2 separate regions of the Homo sapiens genome follow, and region 2 is linked to region 1. The links are chromatin loops, found by intact Hi-C in ENCODE. Cell type or tissue: PC-9. All regions are shown on one strand. Links, peaks and the distances in the headings refer to the core of each region. The heading gives the core; the rest is flanking DNA.

What was found. Peaks named below come from ENCODE experiments on the same cell type or tissue, not always from the same donor. Only the 100,000 strongest peaks of a DNase experiment are listed, where the experiment ranks them.
Region 2: a loop joins it to region 1, with 8 times the contacts of the local background. A loop is called at or near these places in 1 of 110 quality-filtered maps.

What each region holds. Positions count from the first base shown.
Region 1 is chr16:71,332,805-71,343,547 of GRCh38, reverse strand. No RefSeq gene overlaps it. Among named protein-coding and RNA genes, the nearest start is that of CALB2, 21 kb to the left of the region's middle. RefSeq lists an enhancer at 4,670-5,869. In PC-9, for the core only: no CTCF peak of the experiment used is centred there; DNase peaks (open chromatin) are centred at 3,587, 3,707, 4,697 and 5,207; H3K4me3 peaks cover 1,295 bases; H3K27ac peaks cover 5,000 bases.
Region 2 is chr16:71,245,201-71,255,943 of GRCh38, reverse strand. No RefSeq gene overlaps it. Among named protein-coding and RNA genes, the nearest start is that of HYDIN, 20 kb to the right of the region's middle. RefSeq lists a silencer at 1-159. In PC-9, for the core only: no CTCF peak of the experiment used is centred there; DNase peaks (open chromatin) are centred at 4,903 and 5,323; H3K27ac peaks cover 2,204 bases.

The DNA of each region.
Region 1 (10,743 bases), core at 2,791-7,790:
GGTAATTTCCACTAAATTATTAATTGGTTCATTTGCCTTCCTAGAGCACTGGGTGGACTGAGAACTCCTGGAATCCTTTATGAAACCAAATGTGTTGGAAAGATTTTAAAAATAGCACCAGGCCCTTTGACAAGTCTAGCGCTAATTACCCTGAAGCTCTGGCACTCCTGCTGATGTGCCACCGAAGCTTCTGCTGCGATCCTGCACCCTCCCAAGCCCCAGCTTTGCATCGTGAAGTCTTTGTTGAGAAGGGAGGTGAGGCTACCAGTATGTCCTAAATTTTCCAGCTCTGGCCAGGGAGCTGCCTCATTATAGGGGTCTCCAACCTGAATGGGACTTTAATGGTGATGTGCAGAACTTCATTTTCTGCACACGTTGGAGCGTAGGATGGGGGCGTAGAGGAGCTCAGGTCCCCTGTGCCCAGTGGCCGGCCAACCTGGAAAGCTTTCTGGTGAACTGTGTGTGTGCACGTGTGTGTGTTCATGTGCACATGCAAATTTTTTCTTTGCAAAAATCATTTATTTATTTTTTTTTGAGACAGGGTCTTGCTCTGTCATCCAGGCTGAAATGCAGTGATGTGATCATGGCTTACTGCAGCCTTGACCTCCCAGGCTCAAGCAATCCTCCTACCTCAGCCTCCCAAGTAGCTGGGACTACAGGTGCTTGCCACCATGCCTGGCTAAGTTTTTCATATTTTTTGTAGAGAGGGGGTTTTGCCATGTTGCCCAGGCTGGGCAAAAATAATTTATATTCATTGTAGAAAATATTGCTAAGCAAAACCAAGATGTACCACCCACAATCCCACTCCTTGGGTTAGCCGTTTTTAACATTTTCGTTTATTTTTTTCCAGTCTTTTGCCTCTGCATACATTTACATATTATTTATTACAAAAAATGAGATTGTACTATATGTATTGCTTAGTTTCAATGACATATTTTGACCATCTTTCCATGTCGTTGCACACTCTTCTACAATGTCTTTTAAAATGACCATACATGATTCATCCTTTGCATGTGTGTATTATAACTTTATTTTCCAGTTGCCTATTATTAAGGAGAAGCTGTTGTTTCCAGTCATTTTGCTATTATAAACAAAGTAGCTAGATCTTTGTTCAAGTTCCTGAAGATCTTCTTACATTTTTAGGTGTGGAGTTGCTGGGATTTAGGGGAACTTTGCGGGAGGTTGGAATCTTATTGATCTGTTCTAAGTTATCCATAGCTCCTTGGCACAGACACTCTAAGGAAATAATTAGAGGCACATGATTAAAGATCAAGTGGCTGGGTTTGAATCCCAGCTCTGCCTAGCAAAGGTTTGGGACCCTGGGCATATTCCTGAACCTCAGTTTCTTCATCTGTAATATGGGAACAACAGTACCCCACCCTGTCGTGTTGCTATGAGGTTGATGTGACCGCCTGGCCCATCTCCGACCTGGTTCTCCAGCTCTCACCTTGTCCCTACTCCCCAGCCTCACCAACGCAACATGGCAGCGGCTTGTCTGCCACAGGACCTTTGCACTTGCTGTTCCCACAGTGTGACACCTTCTTCCTCCAGATTCCATGTAGCTCTCTCCCTCCCCTCACTCAGGTCTCAGCTCAGATCACCCCTTTTCTGACCCTCTTCCCTTGCCATCATTCTCTATTACTTTACTGGGCTTTATTTTTCTTAGACTAGTTGTAATCTCTTGTCATCTTACGTATCTATTTGGTTTTGTCTATCCCCCCCTTCCCAAGAATATAAGTTCCTTGAGGACAAGGAGTTTATTTTTTTCTAGGGCCATGTCAGCAGTATCTGAATTATATTGCCTGTTGCATAGAAGGTGCTCAAACATGACTTTAATTTTTTTTTCCCTGGAGCAACTAAATACTAAATATCTGCTTTGTTTTCTCTGTACCTATTGCTAATACTTTCCACACTCACAAAGACTCTATCAATATAATTTCCTACAATGTTCAATTTGGTAGTTGGGTTCTCCCCCCTCCATCCCCATCCAGAGACCCCTGTTGAAGGAGAAGTTTAGTTACTCTTTAAGCTGGCTACAAAGCCATCATTCTCTGATTTTTTTCTTTCTCTTCTTCTTCTTCTTCTTTTTTTTTTTTTTTGAGAAAGGGTCTTGCTCTGTTGCCCAAGCTGGAGGGTAGTGGTATGATCTCAGCTCACTGCAGCCTCCGTGTCCTGGGTTCAAACGATTCTCATGCCTCGGTCTCCCCGGTAGCTGGGATTATAGGCGAGCACCACCATGCCTGGCCAATAGAGATGGGGTTTCGCCAGTTTTGAGTCTCGAACTCCCGGCCTCAAGTGATCCACCCACCTTGGCCTGCCAAAGCGCTGGGATTACAACTGTAAGCCACTGTGCCTGGGCCTAAGTTTTTGTTTTTTTTCAAGACAGGGTCTCATTTTGTCACCCAGGCTGGAGTGCAGTGGTGCAATCATGGCTCACTGCAGCCTCAACCTCCTAGGCTCAAGTGATCCTCCCACCTCAGCCTCCTGAGTAGCTGGGACCACAGGCAGGCACCACTACTCCTGGCTAATTTTTAATTTTTTGTAGACACAGGGTTTCACCATGTTGCCCAGGCTGTCTTCAAACTTCTGGGCTCAAGCAGTCCTTCCCACTTCAGCCTCCCAAATTGCTGGGATTAAAGGCGTTAGCCACTATGCTCACTCTCAAACATGATTTTAGAAATGAATGGATTTTGCATGGGAAGTACTGAGCACAGTGCCACTCCTGGGTTCATGTGCAATAAACTGTTATTCATCCCCTAGAAGGGCTGGATGGAATGATCTGGAAGTTGCCATGGCATGATCCTGTTAGATCTAGGCAGCAGAGATGCTCTGAGCAGACAGGAGGTGGGAGGGCGGGGGATGTCCTGTTTGATTGCTTCTCCAGCTCATGGTTGAATAGGCAATGGGGGGCTGTGGCCACGGTGCCCCACCCCTTACCCTCTTAGTTCCTTTCTTCTTGAGGATACTACCCCTTCTCCCTCAAAACACAGAACCTCCTCTTAGCTACTTCTCAACTAATCTCTTCCTGGGCTGTTCCACTTTAAATGGAAGCCAGGCAACCAGACGCCCGCAGAGAAGCGAGGGACCTTCCTTTTTCTGTCCCAGCGTTCCTCTTGAGCTGCAATTCTTCTTGTCTTTGCCTTCATCATTCACTCTGAGCCAGTGACTGAGCTACTCTTTTTTTTTTTTCTTCCTTTGAGATGGAGTCTCGCTCCCTCGCCCAGGCTGGAATGCAATGGTGCAGTCTTGGCTCACTGCAACCTCTGTCTCCTGGGTTCAAGTGATTCTCCTGCCTCAGCCTCCTGAGTAGCTGAGATTACAGGCATGAGCCACCATGCCTGGCTAATTTTTGTATTTTAGTGGAGACGAGATTTTACCATGTTGGTCAGGCTGGTCTCGAACTTCTGACCTCGTCATCCGCCTGCCTTGGCCTCCCAAAGTGCTGGGATTACAGGAATGAGCCACTGTGCCCGGCCAACCGAGCTACTCTTGAGGTAACTTGGATGGAATGCTCTTCTCCCTGTCTGGGCTTTTTCATACGTGCCTTTGCCCGGGGCCCTTTCCTCCTTCCTACGCACTCCTCACCCCATCCCAGCTAACACCTGCTCAGCCCTCAAGACTCAGGTTTCACCAGGAAAACACCCTTGACTCCATGCCTGGGCAGGTGACTCCACAGTTCCCACACATCTGCTCTCATGGTTTTTATTTTATTATTATTATTATTATTATTATTTAAATCACACCGGGTTGCCATTGTCTGCTTTTTTATCAGCTTCCTCATCAAAATTGCCTTGGTGACCACGGGAACACAGCATTCGTCACCATTTAACCTCAGTACCTTGCTCGACACAGAGAAGGTGCTTGATGTTATCTAGTGAATGAATGGATGATGATGACATAGGCCCTACCAGTGTCAGCAGGAACGTTTTCTGGGTGGGATGCCTGTTCATAGTGCATTGGTGGCAGGACCTGGAGTCTCTCTCTCTCAGGCCAGGCGCTATCCATGGTTTCTGGATAAAGCATCCTTTGTGTCTGGGGGAGTGACATCCTCTGCTCAGCGACAGACCCCATCAGATTCAAATGTTTTCAGCCAGTTTCTATAAATGGGAACGTTTTGATTGGACAGCAGCTGCCATGGTAACTGGCTGATTTTTAGAACGTGGGGACTGGGGACAGACAAGAGACCAGGTATCTTTGAAGAGGCTCTTTTTGAATTATTCCGGTGTTTGGAAGCTCATCAATGAGAACTGACTTTGCCCAAGTGCCCCATGATTGCAACGCTCAGTGCTTTCCTCTCTCTGGGCAGGGGTCTTAAGTGCTTTCATGGGTCATATTTGTGGTATTTCCAGCTTATCCTCTTGGATCCCAGGTTGTTTGGGGCTCAGATGAGGCAGGCTGAGATCTTCTTTGGTATACCAAGGTGATAAGATTGGCAAGGAGGTACAGAAAAACGAGGAGAGGAAGGTCACTTTCACTTTTAATATTTTGCTCCAAACATCCAAATGACCCTCCAGACTCCCTATCTGGAGCTTTATTAAGTGGCAGGACAATGCTTTTGAAGCACTAACTAATGTTATTTCCCCAGTGGAATTTATTTTCCCCATTCAGAGTGTGTGGCTATGTGGTCAACATTTCTGCAGCACATACAGCTGTGCATACCCATACAGCTGTTCAGGTTGTGCACTGAATAAGTCCACCCAGGCTTTGTGCACAATACTTCCTGAAATTGCACAACATGGTAGCCCTGGTAAGGGATGTGGTAACAAAGGTAAAGGGTGATGCTTCCAAGATTTTGCATACAAAATCCTGGCCTTAAGGGGAACAAAAGGAACTGGTAGCATAGATTATTGGTAGCGTTATTATTATTATTATTATTATTATTATTATGTCATCTACTAACAGATGTAAATATAAATAACATATAATAAAAAGAATGAGAGATATTGGCCAATTAAGAACAAGGATACTTTAGCCCAGTCTACATAAAGGTTCCTTGGGCTGTAGAAAGGAGAAGCAACAAGTGTATAGAAGTTAGTGGTTCATTGAGAAGAGGATCCTGCACTTTGCTCCCTGGGTCAAATCCAGGTTAGAGCAGGTGGATATGGCAAAAATCCTCAGGTCAGTTTGTGGAATCTAAGAGTCATGGTGACTCATTTCCCGTTTCCTGGGTGGAGCTCCAGAAAAAGAAAGGGTTGTATGGTAAATCCAATCTAAACAGTCAGGGCCTCTGAGGGTGTAGCCTGGTGGGATGAGTTCAGTGCTATGGATATGGCATCAGAGCTGGCCAGGGAGCTGCGGAAACTGAATGACCCCATGGCCAGAATGAGCCATGACTTAGCAGCCTTCTGTGAGACCCAGCAATGAGGGTGGCTGAGGTGATGGCTGAATCAGATCTCCCTGTACCCCCACCCCTCAACGCTCCTGGGAACTTAGAAGCGTATGTGGGGAAGTGGTGTTGGGGGTCATCACTTTGGCCAAGATTTGGCATGTGTTTTCTGGTGCAATGAGAGATCAGAACAGATTAAATTGTAGTAAAGAAAAATATGGTCATGTTTCTTGCAGTCCTCAGTCTTGGATGCAAGATTTGCTCCCACAACAACAAGCTGCCTTGAGATTCTCCAAAAGAGGCCTGCTTGGGTGTCACTGGCTTATACTAGTGATTTGTCCACCAGACTGCTGCTCAGAATCACCTGGGAAGCTTTGCCAAAACAGGTGCTTGGGCCTCACTTCAGACGTAGAGAATCAGAGTATCTGCAGGTTGGGGCTGGCCCATGCTAGCTGTTGGATGGATCAGTGCCTGCAAAGTAGCTAGTTGGAATCTTGGCTGAATTTGCTCTGTGCTTTTGTGAAAATTTCTTTCTCTTTTCCTATTTCCTTATCCATTAAATAGGTAAATCCTATCTCTTTTTGTAAATGACTCTGAACACTCAGAAATTATTCAGAGGAAAGATCTTAAAAGAAACATAGCAATGCTGTTCACTTAAAAGCATTTCGTGATTACTGTTTAAAAGCAGAAACCTTTCTTTGCCATTTGGCAAAGGACTCTTTTCGTTCATATTTTTATATTTTATTTATATTTATTATATGTTATTTATATTTATATCTGTTAGCAGATGATATAATGATAATAATGATAATTTTTGAAAAACTAGTTATCTATCGGGAGAGGGAAGGAACAGGTGAAGGGAACAGGGACAGAGGCTAGACTTCTTGGAAAGTACCCTTTTTTTTTTTTTTTCGAGACAGAGTCTCACTCTGTTGCCCAGGCTGGAGAGCAATGGCGTGATCTTGGCTTACTGCAACCTCTGCTTCCTGGGTTCAAGCGATTTTCCTGCCTCAGCCTCCTGAGTAGCTGGGATTACAGGCGTGCGCCACAACATCCAGCTTATTTTTGTATTTTAGTAGAGATGCGGGGTTTCACCATGTTGGTGAAGTTGGTCTCGAACTGCTGACCTCAGGTGATCCACCTGCCTCAGCCTCCCCAAGTGCTGGGATTACAGGCGTGAGCCACTGTGCCTGGCCTGGAATGTACCTTTTCTGCAAATTTGACTCCCATGATTACAAAACATAATTAACTCAAAAATGAAAATAACAATCCCTGAACCCCAAAAGAAATGTGAAACAGCGAACCTAATTGTGTGTCCAGTTGGAGGCACACAAACAGAGATAATTTCAAATGACTTTTAAAACACAGTAATTTAACTGTGCATATGAAGTGAAATACATTCTGAGGACAAAAGAACTAAAAATCAACTATTGTCAGTAAAAATATCATTGGAAATAACATTAACATTATTATTCCAAGACTATTTCACACACACAGACATATAGTAAAATAAAGCAAGTAGATAATGATGTAATTAGAAACCAAGATTTTCAGCATAAAAGAGATGCAAATATAAAATTAAAGAGTTCAAGTAAAAGTTCTGTAATTTAAATTTTGAATTAGAAATATCTGCTTAAACTTACACTGTAGCTTCTGTTTTAAACATACACACACAAACACACACATACACACCGTTTGTATTTTCTAGTTCTGTAAACCCAAGAAGTCCTAGAAGCAGTGACCAACTCTATAGCGATGAGAAATCCAGAATCCAGTTTATAGTCTCCAAATACCATTTCTTACAAAAGTAGGATGTTTGAACAATATGCAATGTGTAGACTTCATTTTGGACTTGATTTGAATACAACAACTATATTGAAACATTTATAAAATGATGGAGAAAAATTGAAGGCCAATTTGATATTTGATGAAATTAAGGAATTATGAGAATTGTATTTTGGATATGTTCTTAAAGTGGTACATTATATTTTTAAGATATATACTGACATATTCACAAATGACACATCTTGGATTTGTTTCAAAATAATTTAGTAGGGCCCGTTAAAAAATGGGCAAAAGACATGAACAGACACTTCTCAAAAGAAGACATGCAAGCAACCAACAAACATATGAAAAAATACTTCACATCACTAATCATCAGAGAAACGAAAATCAAAACCACAATAAGATACCCTATCACACCAATCAGAATAGCTATTATAACAAAGTCAAAGAAAGAAAAAAAACAAAACCCCACAGATGTTGGTGAGACTGTCGGTGGGAACGTCACAGTGGAAAGCAGTACAAAGATTTCTCAAAGGACTTAAAATAGAACTACCATTCAGCCCAGCAGTCACATTATTGGGTATGTATCCAAAAGAAACAAATCATTCTACTAAAAAGACACATGCACTCACTGCAATGTTCATTGCAGTACTGCTCACAATAGCAAAGACATGCTCAACCTAGGTGCCCATCAATGGCAGACTAAATGAAGAAAATGTGGCACATATACACCATGGAATACTACACAGCCATAAAAAAGAATGAAATCATGTCCTTTACAGCAACATGGATGGAGCTGGAGGCCACTATCCTAAGCAAATTAATGCGGGGGCTGAAAACCAAATACTACATGTTCTCACTTATAAGTGGGAGCTAAGCACTGGGTGCTCATGGACATAAAGATGGCAACAGTAGATACTGGCAACTCAAAAATGGGGGAGGGAAAATTACAGGGTTGAAAAACTAACTGTTGGGTACTATGCTCAGTACCCGGGTGATGAGATCATTTATAGCCCAAACCTCGGCATGATGCATTAAACCCATGCGTGCACAGGCACCCCCTGAATCTAAAATAAAAGTTGGAAAATAATAATCCAGTAGGCATGGGGGATAATTGGGTGGGTGTGTAGGAGAAAAAAGGACGTAATGTGTTGATCATTGTTGAGGTTACATGGGGGTTCATTATACTATTCTCTGTAATTTAGTGTATGTTTGAAAATTTCCATCAAAAAAAATTTCTTGTAGAAAGAGAAGAAAAGGAGGAGGAGGAGAGGGAGGAAGAGAAGAAAGTGGGGAGTGCATTTTGTAGACCCTCAAGTTGAAAGCATTTTGGGTTGTCCACCAAGAAAGAAGGCGGGCAGCTCCAAGGAGCACAGCCACTTCCCTCTGCACCAAAGGTCATAGTGCCCCCTGGGCAGAGAAACCCATGATTGGTGAGTTAAGTAGTGATTCAGAAAATGTGGCAGTGAATTGAATAATCCACTTTCAGGCAGGTGGCTGAGCTGGCCTGGTGGAAGGCAAGCTGGCCCAAGCAGGAAAGGGGGGCCAGCTATGGGTCCTGACCCCTCTTTTCTCTGGCCATGACTTTTAAAGGAAACAAATTCTAGTTTTAAGGTGGATTGGTCCTGCTTAGAAGGTAACAGCTGGGAAGGTGTCAACTGAGTCAGGTTGAGGAGGTCGTTGTGTGATTCCAGATTTAAAATATTTTATAACACTAATGAATTTTTTTATATTAGGAAAATAACATTCTTAAAAAACATAATGTTGAGAGAAAGGTGTCAGACCCAACAGAACACAGACGATGTTATTCCATTTATATAATGTTCAAAATGAGCAGAATTAACCTACATTTTTTTGAGATACATGATTAGATGGTGATTTTAAAGGAAGACAAGGGCATGACGACTTGGCAGTGAGAACGGTTATCTTTACGTGGGAGGGAGCTGTGATCAGACAGGGCTCCTGGGGTGCTGATATAGACGATGGTTCCATGGGGTTTATTCTATGGTATATTAAGCTATAAATTTATGCTTTATGCTTGCTTTCTAAATGTGGTATGTTTCACAATATAAATATAAAGTAATATACCTTGCTTGTAGAAAATTAGGAAAGGATACAAAATAGTACAAAGTACAAAATAGAAAATAGTTCCCTATGATCGCTCCACCTATAAGTAACCACTGTTGACATGTTGGTATGAATCGTTTTGTAAGGAGTTGGGCTTGGTGGTTAAGGAGATGGACTTTGGAGTTTAACAGACCCAGGCAATTTTCAAATCCTGGCACTGCCTCTTACTAAATGTGAGAACGTGGGCAAGTTACTGCAGTTCTTGTCTGCAAAATAAGGATAATAACAATACTTGTCTTAAAGGGTTGTCATGGGGATAAAAAGAACTAATGAATGAAGAACACCCAGAAATCTTCAATCAGTGTTAACCATTTTTAACTCACTGCAATCTTTTAAAAAACTTATGTGTACTATATATACGAAATCTCTATATTATATGTGTATAGCTATTTATAGTCTATATATTTTTATGCAATTGTGACTGTAGTTCTTAGCAATTATGACTTGAAATCATTTTTTTTTAAAAAGTAATGATCCCTTATTCAATTTCTCAGAGGTACAATTCTACATAATAATGCCTGAATAATCTGGTACAACATCCGAAGCTGTCTGTAACTCATGCTACTCCATCTTACTCCAAAATTGATTATTTGCCTGTGCTGGTGCTTTGTCTGGTCTCCTTACCCCTTTTTGCTGGTTGAAATTCTTTTTTTCTAATTATCAATGATGCTGAGCTTTTTTTCATATGTTTGTTGGCTGCATGAATGTCTTCTTTTGAGAAGTGTCTTTTCATGTCCTTTGGCCATTTTTTAATGGGGTTGTTTGTTTTTTCTTGTAAATGTGTTTAAGTTCTTTGTAGACTCTGGATGTTAGACCTTTGTCAGATGGATAGATGGCAAAAATTTTCTCCCATTCTGTAGGTTGTCTGTTCACTCTGATGATAGTTTCTTTTGCTGTGCAGAAGCTCTTTAGTTTAATCAGATCCCATTTGTCAGTTTTTGCTTTTGTTGCAATTGCTTTTGGCGTTTTTGTCATGAAAACTTTGCCCATGCCTATGTCCTGAATGGTATTGCCTAGATTTTCTTCTAGGGTTTTTATAGTTTTGGTTTTTACATTTTAGTCTTTAATCCATCTTGAGTTAATTTTTGTATAAGGCATAAGGAAGGGGTTCGGTTTCAGTTTTCTGCATGTGGCTATCCAGTTCCCAGCACCATTTATTAAATAGGAAATTATTTCCCCATTACTTGTTTTTGTCAGGTTTGTTAATGGTCATTTGGTTGTAGGTGTGCAGTCTAACTTCTGAGTTCTCTATTCTATTCCACTGGTCTATATGTCTGTTTTTGTACCAGTACCACACTATGTTGGTTACTGTAGCCTTGTAGAGTAGTTTGAAAATGGGTAGCGTGATGCTTCCAGCTTTGTTCTTTTTGTTTAGGATTGTCTTGGCTATATGGGTTCTTTTTTGGTTCCATATGAATTTTAAAAGTTTTTTTTTTCTAATTCTGTGAAGAATGTCAATGGTAGTTTAATGGGAATAGCATTGAATATATAAATTACTTTGGGCA
Region 2 (10,743 bases), core at 2,322-7,321, 87 kb after region 1:
TCAATTAATCTCTTTGTTATTGGACAGTTCAGACGCTTGTGCCTTGGTTAATGCTGTAAAAGGGTTGAGAAGGGTGTGACTCTTGTCTGTTACAGACAGTGACCCCACAGGAAGCTCCAGAGCCCGGAGAAGAGTGACAGTGTCAGGAGGTGGCGAGACAAATAGTGTGTGGGTTGTACACAACTCGCTCAACCCTGGCTGGCTGTGGCTTTGTCTCCCACCCTAGGAAGCATATTAGAATGGCAGCAAGGAGACAGCCAACCTCAGCTCCTCTTTATAAAGAAAAGTAAATTATTGGAAAACTTTAATACTTGGAGCATTGCTAACAAACTCTTGTCAGAATATCATGGTTCAGAGGCACTGTTCTAGTGGAATACTTTTAATAAAGAAAAGAAATGAAAAACAATCTCTACACACTTCCACAGAATTGTCCAGAGGCCCGACTCTTGCCAATGCTGAAAAATCCCTTGGAAATCTTCAGCTTTGCACTTAATTACCACCTCCTTTGGCTGTCTCTCTTTTACTGCTTTTCTCTCCTTCCCCTGTGATTCCCTTCTTGTTGCCAAACACACTTTCTCTTCCAGACACCATCTGCTTTCAGAATACATTTGCACTTTTTTTTCCTACCCAAAGTGGCCCTACTCTAGGGCCTATGTTTTCCCCTTTCTGGACTGCTGCTGTTGTGTTAGCGCCTGGGTTGGTGGGAAGCACAGCTGTGGCTTGCAGAATTGAAATATAGTTGGGAACCCAACAGAGACATTGTTTTCTGGCCTGGCAGTATGATTTATGTTCCTGGTGCCCCCATCCTCTTAAGAATCTCAGGGCTCAGGGATTGGTTTGTGGTATGTCTTTAAATGTATTTTGTTTGTTACACAAATTCAAAGAATTCCTAAGCATATAAAGGAGGAAGTGAAAGTAATTCTCTGCAACACCAGTCACTTTCCCCAGAGGTAAGTGACACGCATAGAGACCCTAGTGACTGTTCTCCAGTGTCATGCATGGCCTTCGGTCTTTTTGGTATGCATGTATCAAAATGTGTAATATAAATACATAGAAATGGGATCATGCCATATATACACCTGCAACTTGCTTATTATTACTTTAAATAAATATCCTGGGCATCTTTTCATGTCAGTATACGTACATTTTCTCATTACATTTAACAGCTGGTATTCCACAGTGTGCATATATATGGCTTATTTACTCAGTCCATTGCTGATACATATTGTTTCCAATTTCTCATTATTATTACCAATGTCTAGCACATTTATCTTTATACATGTACAACTGTATCTGTAGGAGAGTTGGAATGGCTGCGTCGAAGGGTATGGTATAGGAATTTTAAACATTGGTAGATAATGTCCTAAACTTTATATCTAATCACTAAAGCATTTTCTCCCTGAAATTATCAGAAATTATATGGGATAAGTGATAACTGAAGTGTAAAGTGTAAGGTATTTTACAAAGTATTTTTGTTCAATTTATTTAACACTGACAGGTATTCTGTAAGGGAGTGTTATGGACTGAATGTTTGTGTCCCACTCACCCCCCAAATTAATAGGTTGAGATGGTGGTATTAGGAGTGGTATTAGGAGGAGGGTCCTTTGGAAGGTGATTAAGTTATGAGAGTGGAGCCTTATAAATGGGATTAATGCCCTTGTGAAAGAAACCTCAGAGAGTTCCCTCACCCCAGTGAGAAGATGGACATCTATGAACCAAGAAGTGGGCCCCCACCAGACACCAAACCTGCTGTAACTTTGGTCTTGGACTTCCCAACCTCCATGACTATGAAAAATAGATGTTTGTTGTGTAAGCTGCGCAGTCCATGGTATTTTGTTATAGCTGTCCGAACGAGCAGTCATTGAGGGAGGCAATGTTATCTCCAATTTACAGGTGAAGAAATTGAAGCTCACTGAGATTAAGTGATTTTCCCAAAATAACATAGCCCAGAGCCCAGAAGCAGCAGAGCTGAGCTAAGCTCCAGGCCCTCTTCTCCATTTTTTCTTTTTTTTCTTTTTTTTTTCTTTTTGAGGCAGAGTCTCACTCTGTTGCCCAGGCTGGAGCACAGTGGCTCAATCTCTGCTTACTGCAGCCTCCACCTCCTGGGTTCAAGCAATTCTTATGCCTCAGTCTCCTGAGTAGTTGGGATTACAGGCACACGCTACCACGCCTGGCTAATTTATACATATATATGTGTGTATATATATATGTGTATATATTTATGTGTATATACACATATATATACATATACACACACACGCACATATATATACATATGTATATATATATACACATATATACATATGTATATATATACACATATATACATATGTATATATACATATATACATATGTATATATACATATGTATATATACATATATACATATATACACATATATACATATATACATATATATACATATGTATATATATACACATATATATACATGTATATATCTATATGTATATATATATCTATATATATATATATATATATATTTTTTTTTTTTTTTTTTTTTTTTGGTAGAGATGGGGCTTTGTCATGTTGGCCAGGCTGGTCTTGAATTCCTGACCTCAAGTGATCTGCCTGCCTTGGCCTCCCAAAGCGCTGGGATTACAGGCATAACCACCGTGTCTGGCCCTCCAGGCCCTCTTCTGTCTCCAAACCTGAGATTCCTTGTCCTGTACCTACTGCCTCCCCATGAACGTGCACTGAGCCTTCTGCTGTGATGGATCCATTGAACGTAGGTAGAGAGGCTATGGAGGGACTATTGGCCAGCAAACTTCATCCTAGGTAGCACAGCCATGGCCATACAGACATTTCTCTCTCTGCTGTCACTTCCTTAGTGATCTCATCTGGTCATAGCTTTGAATACCACTGATATATCAGTGACTCCCAAACTTCTATTTTCAGCTTAGGACTCTCTCCTTAACATATCCTATGCTGAACTTTTGATCTTTCATCCTCAACCTGCTCTACCTATAGCCTTCACCATCTCAGTGGGTTACTTAATTCTTCAGGCCTGAATCCTTGATTCCTTTCAATCATATACCTCATTGATAGGGAATACGCCCAAGCCCATACTGCCAGGTGTGAACTGAAATCCAGGCATGTCTTTCTGTAAAGCACACCTAGGTTATACTGCCTTATTCTAACCCCTTATTCTAACTGAAAATAGAATTCTGACCCAATCCCTGAAATGTGTCCTCTAATTTGGGAGTCAATGGGCTGAGTGAATGTTTAGTGATGAGATCACATTCTTAATAAATTTATTTCTACTGGTTTCTAGGACTACAAAAATCCAGAGTCTGAGTTAAACATATTGAAGACATAATTTAATTGTAGCTGATCTCAGTGGACCCAGTATCTTGAAAGCACACAAATCTTCCCTAGATCAGTTCTTCCACATTGCATGCAAATGAGGTAGGGGAAGAATGGCAGAGGGAGAAAAATGGAAGGGAGGTAATGAGTCTGGGAAAGGAGCCTCTTGCAATTTTTTACTTTTTTTATTTTTTGAGACAGAGTCTTGCTCTATCGCCCAGGATGGAGTGCAGTTGCCCAATCTTGACTCACTGCAACCTCCACCTCTCAGGTTCAAGTGATTCTCGTGCTTCAGCCTCCTGAGTAGCTGGGATTACAGGTGCGTACCACCAGGCCGGCTAATTTTGTATTTTTAGCAGGGACAGGATTTCGCCATGTTGGCCAGGCTGGTCTTGAACTCCTGACCCCAAATGATCTGCCTGCCTCGGCCTCCCAAAGTCCTGGCAATACAGGCGTGAACTATTGTGCCTGGCCTGCCTCTTGCTATTTATTCTTTCTCTCTCAAAAGAATCAAGGTCAGAAGGAATGTCTTTCCATGGAAAGGCTGCTGAGTTGGGGGGTTTGGACAGGAGCCGGCAAAGCCATGGCTCCTTCTCAATGCACAAAGGAAAGAAAACTCTTAAGTAAACTGTGGTGAAACTGAAATTCTGGACCAGGAGGGGGATTTCACTTGTCATGACGCACTTAGCATCTGAGCATATACTTTTGGTATTTGTGTTTCTGTATATATGTTCGTGTGTCGAACGTTGTCAAACCCAGAAACCAAAAGTTGAACAGTCTAGGTGCCATTTTAATTATAATTCAGTTATCAACTGGACGTCCTTGGTCCTAAGAAATTTAGATAAAACTCAAACCTTCAATTGTACATTCTGGCTAAAATCTGCCTGGGACAGAGGGGTTTCCTGAGTTGTGAGACTCTCAAGGCTAACACTGGAAAAATCCTGGACAAACTGTGACAAGTTGGTCACCCTGAGCTTATCTGAAGCCAGAGCCCTCACCACTATTTTCGCTCATTCTGAACAGCTTAATTTTTTTCTGCCCCCTTCTTTGTGGCTCCCATATTCAGGCTTTCTTAAATTCTACCTCTGGGGGACCTGCATGCAAAGCTGAATTCCTTCATGGTTTTTGCAAAGGATTCACTCTCACTCTGCATTTAACGAAGTAAGCAGCTTTCTAGGAGACTTAAGGGGGTCGCAGATTCCACTGAACAGCCTTTAATCATCCATTCCATTTCTCACTATTCCTCTTTTTCTTTCTCCTCCCTTCAATCTTTGTTGCAATCAGGAAATTTGTTCTCTATCTTATCTGGAGTATTCCTGCCCCGCAAGGTCCCTGGTAGCAGGGGTCCTCACGTTTTATTTCATGAGGAGATTATACCAAGAAGTCTTCCCAACAAAGTTGGGTCTCACTAAAAGGAATTCTTAACCCAGTGACTGAGATAATAAAATCATGTTTATTACATAAGATAATGAAGACTATTTTATATACACATGGATATAAATTTTTGACCTAGTTTGGGAATTATTAAGCTGGCTTCCTTTTCTCCCTTTCACAAAGATTGTGTAAGATGTAACTCCACCCCCAATTACACAATGCTGGTTATTTTCTTTTCTCATGGAGTTTACCAGTGGGAGCTAAACTGAGGGTACAGCTTAACCTGTCTTCTTGTTTTGGGGACAAGGAATTTTCCTCAGAGGTCCATGGTTTGATGCATTAACAAACCCCTCAGGATACTGGCTCTGCAAGGGGAATTGTGTGTGCATCCTAAAAATCAAGTGATGCATCTTTCCTAACAGAAGGCATTAAAGATTCAAGTCAGACTTGGATAAGAGGCCCTAATAATGAGAAAGTTGTCAAAGCCATTCATCAGGAAGAAGCTAGAGGGAGTGGGGCCAGATAGATGAGATTCCAGGAGGTTTCTGGGGGAGGATCCTTTCTGCTTCTCTTGGAGGTGACACATCTGTGAAGCGGGGGAACCTGTTTGGGGTGCCGGTCAGAAGTTTCACCTGGCTTTCGCTTCCTATTATTCAGCATGTCTGCACTCTGGGAGAGGCGATGTGTGTTATTTACAGAGAAATAAACCAGGAGAAGAGGGAGGCATAGGGAAACGCACACATGGATGATAATGGTAGGCCAAGAAAGTTTAACATTTGAAAACCTTCCCCAAGTCTCTGCCCATGTCCCCATTTGAAAAAGCTGAGTTTCACTGATCAGAGAACAACAGTACTAATGATAATAGCTAACATTTGTTGAATGCTAACTGTGTGCCAACACTGTGTTTAGTCCACACATGAAAAGATGTTCAACTTGATTGGTCACCAGGGAAATGTGAATTGCAACCACAATATGATAGCTCTACAGATGCACTAGAATGGCTAAAATGAAAACATCAGAAAAATACTAAGTGTTGGTAAAGATGTGGAGCAACTGAATTCTCATACACTGCTAGTTTGGATTTAAATGGGAACAACCACTTTGGAAAACTTGCTGGCAGTATCCACTAAAGCTGATACCTCTGATCCAGAAATTGTAAATGTATGTTCACCAAAAGATGAGTACAAGAATTTTCATAGCACCACTCTATTTGTAATAGCTCCAAACTGGAGACAGTCCCAATCTTCATCAACAGTAGAATGGATAAATAAATCATAGTCTATTTGTAACATGAACTATTACATAGCAATGAGAATGAATGAACTCTAACTACACGTGACACTATGGATGAGTCTCACTCCTTATAGTAACCCTATGAAGCAGTTCCTATGATTACTCCCATTTTACTGATAAGGGAAGCTGCTTACTTCATTAAATGCATAGTGAGAGTGAATATTTTGCAGAAATCCATAAAGGAATTAAGCTTTGCATGCAGGTCCCCCAGAGGTAGAAATAGGAAGGCCTGACTATAGGAGCTACAAAAGAGGGCACAGAAAAAATTAAGCTGTTTGGAATGAGCAAAAACGGTAGTGAGGGCTCTGGGTTCCTCATTTGTAAACTGGGAAGTGCAGTAGCTAGGATTCAAACCCTGGCTATTGAGCTCCAACCCTTCACCAGGATGCACCACTGCCCCCTAGGCCTCTACTCATACAAGCAGCCTGTGTTTGGTATGTGTGTGGGGGGTAGAAGTAGTGCAGGCTGACTTTGCAAAAGGCATCTATCAGCTAACTTTGACTACCATGTGTTAGGCTTTGTATATTAACATTACTTAGAGCATAAGGTTTAATCCTCACAACAGCCCTTTGCAGTGGGTTCTGTCAACATGCCCATTTCTACAAAAGGGAAAACAGATGCAGAGAGGTAAAGTCAGTCATCTGAGGTTGTATGACCTTAGCTACCTCTCTGCATCTAGTGTGTGATAGAGCCAGGATTCAAAGTAAGCCTTCCCCATCCCGCTACCTGGCTCTTCGCAGCACCAATAGGACAGCAAAGCCATGGGGCCACAGTGCCAACAGGAACCATCGTACCAGATCACAGGGCTTGAGTTCCTCGAGCTGTCCCTTGACAACAACAATGGAGATTTGAGGCTAAACCCTTGAGGTTTCATGAGGCCACCTGGCTTCTGAGCAAACTCTCTGCCATAGGTTTTCTTCACTGTTTTCAAGAGAAGAGGAAACGGGCATGTCCATGGCGCTGTCTATGTCTTCTTGGAAACAAAAAAGACTGTTAATCAGTCCTCTCTACAGCTTCTCAGCTTCAAAATTGGAAGCTATGTCGAAGTGCTCCTGGAAAAGCTGCTTTCTAGCAGTTCTGCCTGCTAGAAAGGGCCCCTTCTAGCAGGCAGAACAGAGAGGACTTGTACTGGAGAGAAAAAGTTACCTAGCATATGGTGGGCATGTGCGTGGAATTCCCCAGTGAGCTCTGGAATGGGCACGGGCCTGTACCTTGGGGCTCTCGAATAAGAAGCCTGGGCCCTACCAACGTCTGGCTTCTGCTGCTCAAGAAACAGATGCTAGGCCTTCCTGCATTGCCAAGAGCAGAGGCCTTTGGGGACTCAAGTTTGTTTGGCTTGAATGTGTTGGTGGAGAAATGAGAAGGTAGGAGTGAGGGCATCTTTTAACATTATCCCATGATTGTAGAGCTTCATCCTCTCCAGCCTTAATTATGACAGTAGCCTCCTACCTGGTCTCCCTGATTTCAGCCCTTCTTCTCCCTAACAGACCTTTCTCACAGCTCCCAGGTTGTGAATCCCTTGCCGGATGCTCCAGCTGCCACTTACCCAAGCACATGATGCTGTTGAATGTCGTTGTGTTTTGCAAATGTTGAATCATCTGCCTACAGTACCTTTCCCACTCAACGTGGCAAGAACCTACTTATTTTTGGAGGCCCAGTTCACAAGCTTTTTCTTTGGTGTTGCCTTCTCTCACCACCCTCCTGGGTAGAGTTCATTGTTCCTGTCTTAGCACTTCCAAAACACTCTTTTTCTTTTTAACACAGAACATCCTGGCTCTAGCAATGTACTGTAATTATTCGCCATCCTGTCTGTAGAGTAGACTGTGAGCTCCTTATGGGCAGCAGACATGGCGCATTCACACATTTATCCTCATATCCCTAATATCTAACAGTACCCAGCTTGCCCAGGAGGTGAGTGTTTGCTGGATGAAATCCAAAGGCCCAGCAATCACACGCCCACCCAGCCACTCACCCCCTCCCCCTGCCACGCACACAGGGTGCAGTGGCTCATGCCTGTCTGTAATCCCAACACTTTGGGAGGCTAAGGCAGGAAGATTGCTTGAGCCCCAGGGTTTGAGACCAGCCTGGGCAACATAGTGAGACCTCATCTACACACACACACACACACACACACACACACATACACACAGAGAACAAACAAGCAAACAAACTCAAAGGCACAGTTTTGAAGTATGAATTCATAGTACCTTTGCAGCTCCAACTCGGCCATTGAAAAAAACATGTCCTTCTCAGGCTGGCTTTCCCCTCCACAGTCACATGACTACGTCACTCATACATGCCCCTTCTGGCCATTTCAACATCAGTACAAGAAACTGTAGCTTTTACGCAAGGCAACGAGTTGCTTTCGGCCATCTCAGCTTTCTCATCCAGGTAGGTGGTCGTTATCAGTGATGTGGTCTAATCTGTAATGGAGTAATTGCACATGGGGAACAAGAGCTTATTTAATCGGTGTCCCCCAACTCCCATGATGGGTTACTGATATCAAAAGGTGTTTTTTGTTTGTTTGTTTGTTTTTAGATGGAGTCTTGCTCTGTACCCCAGGCTGGAGTGCAGAGGCGCGATCTTGGCTCACTGCAACCTCCGCCTCCTGGGTTCAAGCAATTCTCTGCCTCAGCCTCCCGAATAGCTGGGATTACAGGCGCATACCACCATGCCCAGCTAATTTTTGTATTTTTAGTAGAGACAGGGTTTCACCATCTTGGCCAGGCTGGTCTTGAACTCCTGACCTCGTGATCCACCCACTTCGGCCTCCCAAAGTGCTGGGATTACAGGCATGAGCCACCACGCCCGGCCACAAAAGTTTTTAAAATGGCTGGGAATGGGGGCTCACATGTATAATCCCAGCAGTCTGGGAGGACAAGGCAGGAGGACCAGTTGAGGCCAACCCGGGAAACACAGTGAGACCACATCGCCACAGAAAAATGTTAAAATTATTCAGACGTGGTGGCATGCACCTGTAGTCCCAGCAACTCAGGAGGCCGAGGCGGGAGGATGACTTGTCCCTGGGAGATCAAGGCTGCAGTGAGCTGTGATGGTGCCACTGCACTCCAGCCTGGGCAACAGAGCAAGACTTTGTCCCCAAAAAGAAAAAAATATCAACTAACCAAACAAACAAAACTTTAGTAAGCAAGCCTCCCACCCCTCTTTATAAGGGGGTTTTTACAGAGTTCTCATAGGTTCTCCCCAAACCCCACTCTCCAGTTTCTCCTAGTATTAACATTTTACATTACTATGATACATTTGTTGCAATTAATGAACCAATACTGATGCATTATTATTAATTAAAGTTTACAATGTATTCAGATTTCCTTAGTTTTTACTTAATATCTGACCTTCTCTATTCAAGGATCCCCTCCAGGGTCCCACATTGCATTCAGCCATCCTGTCCCCTTTGGCTCCTCTCTCATCTGACAGTTTCTCAGACTTTTCTTGCTGACCTTGACAATTTTAAGGGGTTCTGGTCAAGGGTATTATAGGGTGCCCCTCTATTGGACTGTTTCTGTTGTTTTTCACATAATTAAACTGGGGTTATGGGTTTGGGGGAGGAAGATCATAGAGGTAAAGTAGTATTGTCATCCCATCATATCAAAGGAGTAAGTAAATTGTTTAAAAAGTGAGAGTATGATCGTTTTTCCCTCTTCCTCAAACCTGTGTTTCCTCCTATAGTTGCTGTTTCTATTAATGGCCTCATCACACACACAGTCATGAAGGCTAGAAATTGCATCTACTCTTTCTTCTCCATCCTCCATCCACCTAGTCAATTTCTAAGAAGCCATTGCCCCAGAGCTTCCATATTCCCCCCTTCTCTTATCCATACTGCCTCTGGTTAACCCCGTATTATTTTTTCCATAAATGATTACCATAGCCCCAACTGGTTTGCCAGGTTCCACTTCCCTACCTCTCCATTTTATTCTTCTTAGTAGTTTCAACTTACTAGTGGTTTAATACCAACTCCATCTTCATAAATCTTAGAATGGTTTTCTGTCACATACAGAATAATGTTCCAACTTCTCAGTATGGAATTCAACCTCTTCAGATGCTAGCTCCAGATGACTTTGTGGTAAACACTAGTTCCCTTAATCTATAATTAATGGGCTATAGGCATTTAATTAGCTGAAAAAGAAGTTGGCATTTTCTTAAATTGTTTTCTCCAGAAGAGTTAATGAAACTATGTGTATATTTGTGTGTGTGCATACATGCACATGCGTGTACAATGTGTAGACCTCACTGGGGATGCATATCTCTCTCCAGGTACCCATGGCCCAAAGGGTGGTGAACACACCCTGCCCACTTGCTGCATCGTTTGTATCAAGTTTAGAAAAGCTGAGAAGATGGTAAGGAGAAAATATACTTGCCCAGAAGTGTGTGTGTGGATGTTCAACAAGATCCCAACTCATTTTTTCTTTTTTAGTGGCTTAAAACAAGAGCACCTTTTATCTCCTGGTTGCTGTGGGTCAGGAATCCCCTGCACAGCGCGGCTGGTTCCCCTGGCTGAGGGCCATTCACAAGATCCTTCATTGAGGTATTGACTTCTCCATTCATTTTTGCACTTCAATCACAAACACTTCTTAAAATTAATTGGCCAAACCTCAGCTTCTTGAAACTTATATAATGCAGAGAGCCTCTGTCACATTCTGGGAATGGCATTTAAATGCAAATTGAATTCCTTCTTTCATGGGATAGCCAGTTGTCTATGTCACAGGATGTAAAAATAATTCATCATGCTTGATT